Linked DNA regions of Homo sapiens: region 2 is linked to region 1. The links are chromatin contacts, found by Hi-C or POLR2A ChIA-PET in ENCODE. All regions are on one chromosome and are shown on one strand. The core of a region is the stretch at or near the end of the contact, and the rest is flanking DNA. Distances in the headings are between cores, read along the strand shown.

Evidence for each region. A loop is a pair of places that touch in the nucleus more often than their neighbours do. ChIA-PET counts read pairs that join two places held with the same protein, here RNA polymerase II (POLR2A). Pooled maps may share reads with other maps.
Region 2: a map with no recorded cell type shows a loop between it and region 1 (5-fold over the local background). The contact joins the enhancer-like site here to the promoter of TNFRSF13C in region 1. A Hi-C loop is called at or near these places in 3 of 37 single-sample maps with no recorded cell type and 2 of 50 pooled maps. POLR2A ChIA-PET finds 5 or more read pairs at or near these places in 2 of 52 experiments (GM12878 and OCI-LY7).

What each region holds. Positions count from the first base shown.
Region 1 is chr22:41,925,365-41,928,960 of GRCh38, reverse strand. It overlaps TNFRSF13C (TNF receptor superfamily member 13C), which reads left to right and starts at 2,155. Exons shown (of 3, transcript NM_052945.4): 1 at 2,155-2,323; 2 at 2,630-2,860; 3 at 3,407-3,596. The coding sequence starts at 2,188. The coding sequence ends at 3,594. It also overlaps a transcript of CENPM not described here. RefSeq lists enhancers at 1-156, 300-369, 2,927-3,426, 3,427-3,596 and a silencer at 2,095-2,834.
Region 2 is chr22:42,931,134-42,934,956 of GRCh38, reverse strand. The region is part of intron 1 of PACSIN2 (protein kinase C and casein kinase substrate in neurons 2); the gene reads left to right. Among named protein-coding and RNA genes, the nearest start is that of ARFGAP3, 76 kb to the right of the region's middle. RefSeq lists enhancers at 1-423, 424-940. Within about 2 kb of position 1,321, at least 25 of the 41 ENCODE cell types and tissues checked have a DNase peak (open chromatin) inside an H3K27ac peak, as active enhancers do; they include GM12878, where a contact is called at or near this core.

The DNA.
Region 1 (3,596 bases), core at 906-3,405:
GACTGGGGTTCTTTGTGAACCTTCAGGGTCTCCCAAGCTGGAAACCTGGGGGTCGGCCTTGCTCCCCTCACTCCATGGCCAGCCGCTGCATCATCCCCTGCCCTGGGCCACCTGCCCTGGACGTGGGCCACAGTGCCAGAGAGAGGGACCCTTGCAGGTACAGCTCAGAATCTCCCTCCTACCCAGACACCCCCAGGTTCTGTACTGCCCCGGGACTGGTGCCCTGCCCATCCGCAGCCCGGATGCTCCCTCCTCCCTCCCAGCATCCCCTGTGGCAGTGGCCATGCCTGCCCCCAGAGCAGCTCAGGCTCCCCTTTCATCTCTCCAAGCCTTAGCCCCTGCAGCCCTCCGCCTGGAGTGTTTGCCTCCCCCTCGCTGCTGCTCAGGGTCTCCCTCTGCCCCCAGGCTCCCTCCCCAGCCCCTGAGTTTCTCCTCTCACTGTGCTTCCCCAGCCCTGAGTGCTTAGGGGTCTGGGTGGCATGTGTGGCATTTAACCCCATGCTCTCTGCTGAGCCCTGAGCTCCCAGAGTTCCCTCCAGCCCTGGCCCTGGGGAGGGGGTAGCATGTGACCAGGAGGGCGGAGGGGCTTGTGTGTGTTTCTGAGACGCAGTCTGAGAGAGACACGGGTGACAGACAGTTGGGGACCCCAAACACTGGGGAGCAGAGATAGACAGGAGGGGCCCGCAGTGAGACACAGAGGTGAGCAGGAGAGGACACATAGCCCTGGAGAAAAGGAGCAGGTGTGGGCGGGCTTCCCTCCACTGCAGTCACAGTTCCCTCACTCATAGGCAGATCTTCCTGGGTCCTCCCTGCACAAAGCCCCAGTGGCTCCCTCGTGTCCCCCAGCCACAGTCCAAGCTCCCTAATGTGCTAGATAAGGCCCCAGTCCAGCCTTTCGGTCCCAGCACTCCCTGGACTTCCTGTTTGGGCCTCCAAGCCTTTGCTCCCCTTTGGCCTTCACCCCCATCTGCTCCCTAGACCTCAGTCCATCTGGCAAACACTTCACCATCGCCCTCTCCATGAAGCCTTCCGGCCCACCTTCCAGGATGACGTGAGCTGGTGCCCTTGCTGCGAGGCTGTCTTCCCCCATCAGCACAAGTGTGAGATTCCCTCAGGGCAGACCCACATGCTACTTGGGCCTGGTACAAGTGTCTGATGTCAGGCTGGGCACTGTGGCTTCACACCTATAATCCCAGCACTTTGGGAGGCCGAGGAGGGCGGATCACCTGAGGTCAGGAGTTCGAGACCAGCCTGGCCAAATGGTGAAACCCCACCTCTACTAAAAATACAAAAATTAGCCGGGCATGGTGGTGCATGCCTGTAATCCCAGTTACTCGGGAGGCTGAGGCAGGAGAATCGCTTGAATCTGGGAGGCAGAGGTTGCAGTGAGCCGAGATTGCACCACTGCACAGAGCCAGACTCTTTTTCAAAAAAAAAAAAAAAAAAAGCAGGTGTCTGATATCCCCAACCAGCTCTGTCCAGGAAGGGCAGGAAGAGAGGAGGAGACAGGTGGGTTGGGGGAGATGGCAGGGGAGCACTCGGGGTCATGGAGAGGCTTTGGCTAGACGGAGCAGAGGAACCACTCAGGGTCTGTGTCCTGGCTGCGGGGTCCATCCCCCTCCCTACCCAAGAGGAGGCTCTGGTCTGCCCCCAGACACCTCCCAGCACCCAGCAGAGGGCCCACCCAGGCGGTGCTGGTTGAGGGGCTGAATTGGGGAACCACAGGTAGAAAGAGAGGCCAGGCCGGGTGCGGTGGCTCACGCCTGTAATCCTAGCACTTTGGGAGGCCGAGGCAGGTGGATCACGAGGTCAGGAGTTCAAAACCAGTCTGACCAAGATGGTGAAACCCCGTCTCTACTAAAAATACAAAAATTAGCCGGGCGTGGCAGTGGGCGCCTACAATCTCAGCTACTCGGGAGGCTGAGGCAGAGAATTGTTTGAACCCGGGAGGCAGAGCTTGCAGTGAGCCGAGATAGCGCCATTGCACTCCAGCCTGGGCGACAGAGCGAGACTCCGTCTCAAAAAAAAAAAAAGAAAAGAAAGGGGGGCCCCAGGCGAGCTCGGTCCCACCCAGCAGGCGGGGGCGGGGCAGGGCAGAGTGCTCCCCCCGCCCCCCGCTTCCTCCCCGAGGGCCCCGGAGCCCAGCTCAGCCTCAGTCCCCGCAGCTTGTGCGGCGGCGTCGGCACCATGAGGCGAGGGCCCCGGAGCCTGCGGGGCAGGGACGCGCCAGCCCCCACGCCCTGCGTCCCGGCCGAGTGCTTCGACCTGCTGGTCCGCCACTGCGTGGCCTGCGGGCTCCTGCGCACGCCGCGGCCGAAACCGGGTAAGGGGGACCCACGGGGCGCGCGGCGCCGGCAGCTGCGGGGAGAACGGGGCCCCGATCGCCAGGGCGCAGGCAGAGCCCCGACCCCCGGGGGCGCCGAGGGCTGAAAGGACCCTGTGGGCAGGGCCTGGAGGGGCCCGCGATCACCGCGTGGCCCTCACCGCCGCCTCTCTCCCTCCCCTTGTCCACCGCCCCCCGGCTGTCCCTCCCCTCCCCGGCCAGCCTCGCCCCCCTCCGCCCCTCCCCGTCCCCGCTCCTCCCTCCCCTCGGCCCCCTGGCCTCCCTCCCTGTCCCCTCCCGAAGCAGCCGGGGCCAGCAGCCCTGCGCCCAGGACGGCGCTGCAGCCGCAGGAGTCGGTGGGCGCGGGGGCCGGCGAGGCGGCGCTGCCCCTGCCCGGGCTGCTCTTTGGCGCCCCCGCGCTGCTGGGCCTGGCACTGGTCCTGGCGCTGGTCCTGGTGGGTCTGGTGAGCTGGAGGCGGCGACAGCGGCGGCTTCGCGGCGCGTCCTCCGCAGAGGCCCCCGACGGAGACAAGGACGGTGAGTTCCGTGTGTAGGGGAACCAGTCTGAGCGGGGCGCAGGGGCTGGGGTGTCGGGACGGTCTAGGGGGAGATGCATGGCCCCTGAGGGGGAGAGAAGGGCTTTAAGGGGAAACGGAGACAGAGTGGAAAAGAGTTTGCGCTGAGGAGCTCAGGCTGGGGAGGGAGACATAGTCCTGCCCCTGAGACCCTGGTCGGAGCCAGGAACAGCTCTGCCCTGACAGACCCCAGTGTGAGGAAGAGACAGGTTGCAGGAAGGGGGCCCCGTCTGAGGGAGGAGTCTGTCCTGCCCTTTGGGAGTCTAACGGAGCTTGGTTCCCCCATAAATCCCTGAAGAGTTTGCCAGACTGAGCCCCAGCTCCCCAACTCCCTGCCCTGCCAGCTCCCCACTGGCCAGGCCTCTGGACTCAGGGTCAGCCAGGTGCCACCCCTCCCCACCCTGCATTGGGCTTCATTTGACGGAGGACTGCCCCTCCAGAGGAGTCTTCTAGGGGAGGGAGGGAAGGCTGTGACTGAGTACGGAGCCTCTACCCCCTCTGCCTGCAGCCCCAGAGCCCCTGGACAAGGTCATCATTCTGTCTCCGGGAATCTCTGATGCCACAGCTCCTGCCTGGCCTCCTCCTGGGGAAGACCCAGGAACCACCCCACCTGGCCACAGTGTCCCTGTGCCAGCCACAGAGCTGGGCTCCACTGAACTGGTGACCACCAAGACGGCCGGCCCTGAGCAACAATAGCA
Region 2 (3,823 bases), core at 72-2,571, 1.0 Mb before region 1:
GCGATAAAGCGAAACTCTGTCTCAAAAAAAAAGAAAAAGAAAAAGGAAGAAAGAAAAGAAAAGAAAGAGAAAAGAAAGAAAAGAAATCCATGCCCTGGCTCCATTTTTTCTTTCAGTGACCCTCACTGAGGAGCTGTGGGTACCGTGATAGGCACTAGGGAAGGCAGGTGACTCGAGTATGGTCTGATCTACCAGGGTTAACAACTTGGTTGGGGAAAGAGGAATGGGGGCCAAATAATGGCACCATAGAGGAACTATAACGGGACAGTGGTGGGCAAAGGGTCACTAGAACGGTGGGGGGCTTCTTGGAGGAGATGACACTCAAACTGGGCCTTGCAAGGTAGGTGGGAGTTGACCAGCAAGGCGGCAGTCTCAGGTGGCAGTGTGCTGCACGTGTGGCTATCAGGGCCAGCCCATGAGGGGCAAGGCTGCTGGGCAGGCTGGGAAGCCAGAGTGGGGAGGCCCCAGGAGGTGTTCTGTGTGCAGCTGCCACATTGAAAGGTGTGCAAGTGTAGTTGGAGGATGTGCAGCTGAGGCAGGGCCCAAAGGAGGGGGAGTACACAGAAGCCAAGAAGGGAAAAGAAGGGAAAAGGCGATCTGCACACACACAGTGCCTTGAAGGTCTTGCGTTTCCCGTAGAAATTGTGCTGTAGCTCTTTACCAGATTGACTGGTATTTGGGCACACAGTTGAGCATACTCTGGGCCTCGGTTATATGTTTTGAATTTAGTATGGTTTTTATTCAAAGCCTCAGTGCTCTCTGCACGTTTCCATACTCCCATCTCAACTCTAAAACATATAAGTTGTTATTCAGATCAACTTGCTGGTAAAATTAGAGAAAATTTCAAAGCTCCTTTTTACTCTCTTTGTCTCACATTTCTCCAATGGGGAAAAAGCCTGGAAGACAAGTGTGTTAAAGAACTGGCTGTTCTTGTAAGTATTTGAGGAGAACAGTGTGAGTCATTGTAGCTTTTCACTGGTATTTGAGTATCCGGTTTATTTTTAAACAGTTCTGTGAACTGGAGTTTCTTCCATAGTTTCTGTTACCATGGCGCCATAATATTTCCTCGTCTGCTTGTTCATACTTTCACACACTTCAGCATCACATTTACAATTCCTTACAATCAGAATATCTTATTCATAACTTCCAAGAATGTTTCTCCAGCTGCAATAGCATTTTTCTCCAAATGGGAAAAGTCCGTTGTTCTGCCACTTGCAGATGCTGGGAAGAAAGAGGGTCTGGTTCTGTGAAGGACGGTGCAGGGTGCGGGGGCTGTGAGGGCCCCGTTGGGGTTTGAGTGGGTGGACCTATGTCATCTGTGTGGAGCCACTTCCCCTTTAGGCGCCACGGTTGAGAGTATAGGACGGACAGGCTGCTGCTTTTGCTTGGGAGGAGTTGGTGTTATACATTTTGGTCTAGACATCTAACAGACCACCCTTGGTTCTTTGGTCCCCTCAAACATGAACATGGGTGTGTTCTGTTGCTCTTATTTATTTTGTCATTTATTTTTGGACTTGAATTGAGGCTTCCACTTTGGGCAGGTCTCTTGTTTTGAGAATCTGCAGTCCAGAGAAAAACAATGCTGGGCTTGGCAGTCACTGGTGAAGTCGGCTTTGCCCGCCCTCCAGGCATGCAGGATTATTCAGAGAGGTACCTTTCTACATCTCATTGCTTTGAGAAATATATATTTCTTAAAGAGTTGTTCAGGATTTAAGGAAAGTTGGGGAGGTATATGGAACCATAGAGATAGTTTGTTTCCAATTTCTTAAAGTCTTAGACCTCAACTTTTCAGGGATAACAAGGTTTTCCTCTGACACATAAAGATAATAATAGACTAGGTTCTGAATATGTGCTTTGGACTTAATTATGGGAACTTGGCTTTGCCAGGTGTTTTCAAATTCTACTGTAAATATAAATGCTGATTCAATGATACAGCAACTCTTGATACTTGAGAATTTAAAGTGCTGCGTAACTGATTGGACATTTCGTCTCCTAACACAGTTGGTTCCTCTGATTCAGAGAGGACCCCTTTTTGAAGATCAAAAGCAAAATAAAAGTGTGGAAAGTGTGGACTTCTAGTGGCATGTGGACAGGGGGGTGTCCTGGGGGCTGCCCAGGAGGCTCCAGGTGGGAAGTGCTTCTGACTTAGTGGCTCTACAAGCTGGCCATTGTGGAAGAATTGGCTTTTTCCTTTTTTTTTTTTTTAGAATTGACTTTGTAAGAATCATCAAAAAATTGTTTTGCTCTCAGCTCAATAAACATTTGTAGTTAATAATCCGAGTAACTAATCTTTTTTCTCTCCTGTGTAATCCAAGATATGTCAGTATATGGTCTTCGTGAGTAAAATTGATACCAATAGTACATTATCCTAAAGGTCTTATTTGATATCCTTTTATCAAGTCAACACTTTACTGTCCCACCATTTCACTTGTAAAGATCCCCAAGTGTGTCGCTGTCAGTTTCAACAAATGTTAGAAAGGACCTGTTGTCATATGTGAGATACGCTTCTGGAATTCACTGTCTAGAGGGGAAAGCAGACTGTACACAGGTAAAAACTGAGGTAGTGGTATGTGCTTTGAGGAAATATAAAAAGAGTTAGAAGGTAACAGGCTAGAGTTGGTGGTGGTGGGAGGTGTGGCTAGATTCTCTAAGGGATGCCCCAAATGGTGTGAGGGGGAGCCGGCCATACGCTTGTCTCAGGGAAGAACATTCCTGGCAGAGGGAACAGCATGTGCAAAGGCTCTGAGGCAGGGATGAGCTTATTATGTTGAAGAAACAGAGAGAAGATCCTGTGCTGGGACAGAGAAGGGCCAGCAGGTAAGGGAGAGTAGTTGGGGAATGGGTGGAAGGGCAGGCAGGGGCCGGGTCATGACGGGATTTGCAGTACAGCGGAGGAGTTAGGGTTGAAGTGATGTGATGGTTTAGAGAAGGGAAGTGACATGATTTGAGTATTTACAAATATTGCCCTGAAGAGGCTAGAAACTGGAAGTGAGGATAGGTTTTCTGTTCTCTTTAACGTTGAGTTTCCATGGGAAAACATTAAACGTTTTCATTTTAGCTTTGAAAATTTAGGGTTATTAATACCACCTGTGTTCCTTACAATTGGGGGTTTTGTGACATTTTCTGGGCTGTTTTGGAAGAGAGGGATTGTGTAAGTGAATATACCCTGGTTGTTAACCATAATAATAACAACGTGATCTCTGCATGGCTCTGTTAAATTAAAAAATGTAACTATTAATAGTGTGTGAAATAGTTCTCAGCCTAGCCAGCAGCTGGAAGATTACACATTATGAGAAACTCATCAAGTTTAAACCACATGGGGATTTCTGTGTAGAAATATACCAGTTCCTCCTTCCTTCCTCGCTGTTCCTGTTTCAGGGCAGCCATCGGCTTTGTGGAGCCCTCTGAACCCTGGCTGGTTCCATTGACGCTGACTGTGTTCCTCCACTACCTTCCCATCACCTAAGGTCTCTTCTGTCTCGGACACCTCCTGCCTCTCCCACTCTGCACCTGCCCCATTCCCATCCAAGGTTCACCTTGGTGTCGCTGGCTTGGAAGCCATTTCCTCACTTCCCTGGGTGGAAAGCAGCTACTTCAGTCCTCCAACAATCCCAAGGAGTGGTAGGCAGTGTTAGTTTTGTTTTCTGGATGAGGAAACTAAGGTTCAGGAAGGTTAAGTAACGTGCCCCTGGTTACCCAGCTGGTTTGCAGCAAGGCTGGGATTCATTCATTGCTGCTTCTCACATATCATTGCCTCGTGTAAGCCAGGTGCTGTGCCCAGCCGTGGGATACAACTGTGAACAAGGCAGGTGTGAGTTAGGTG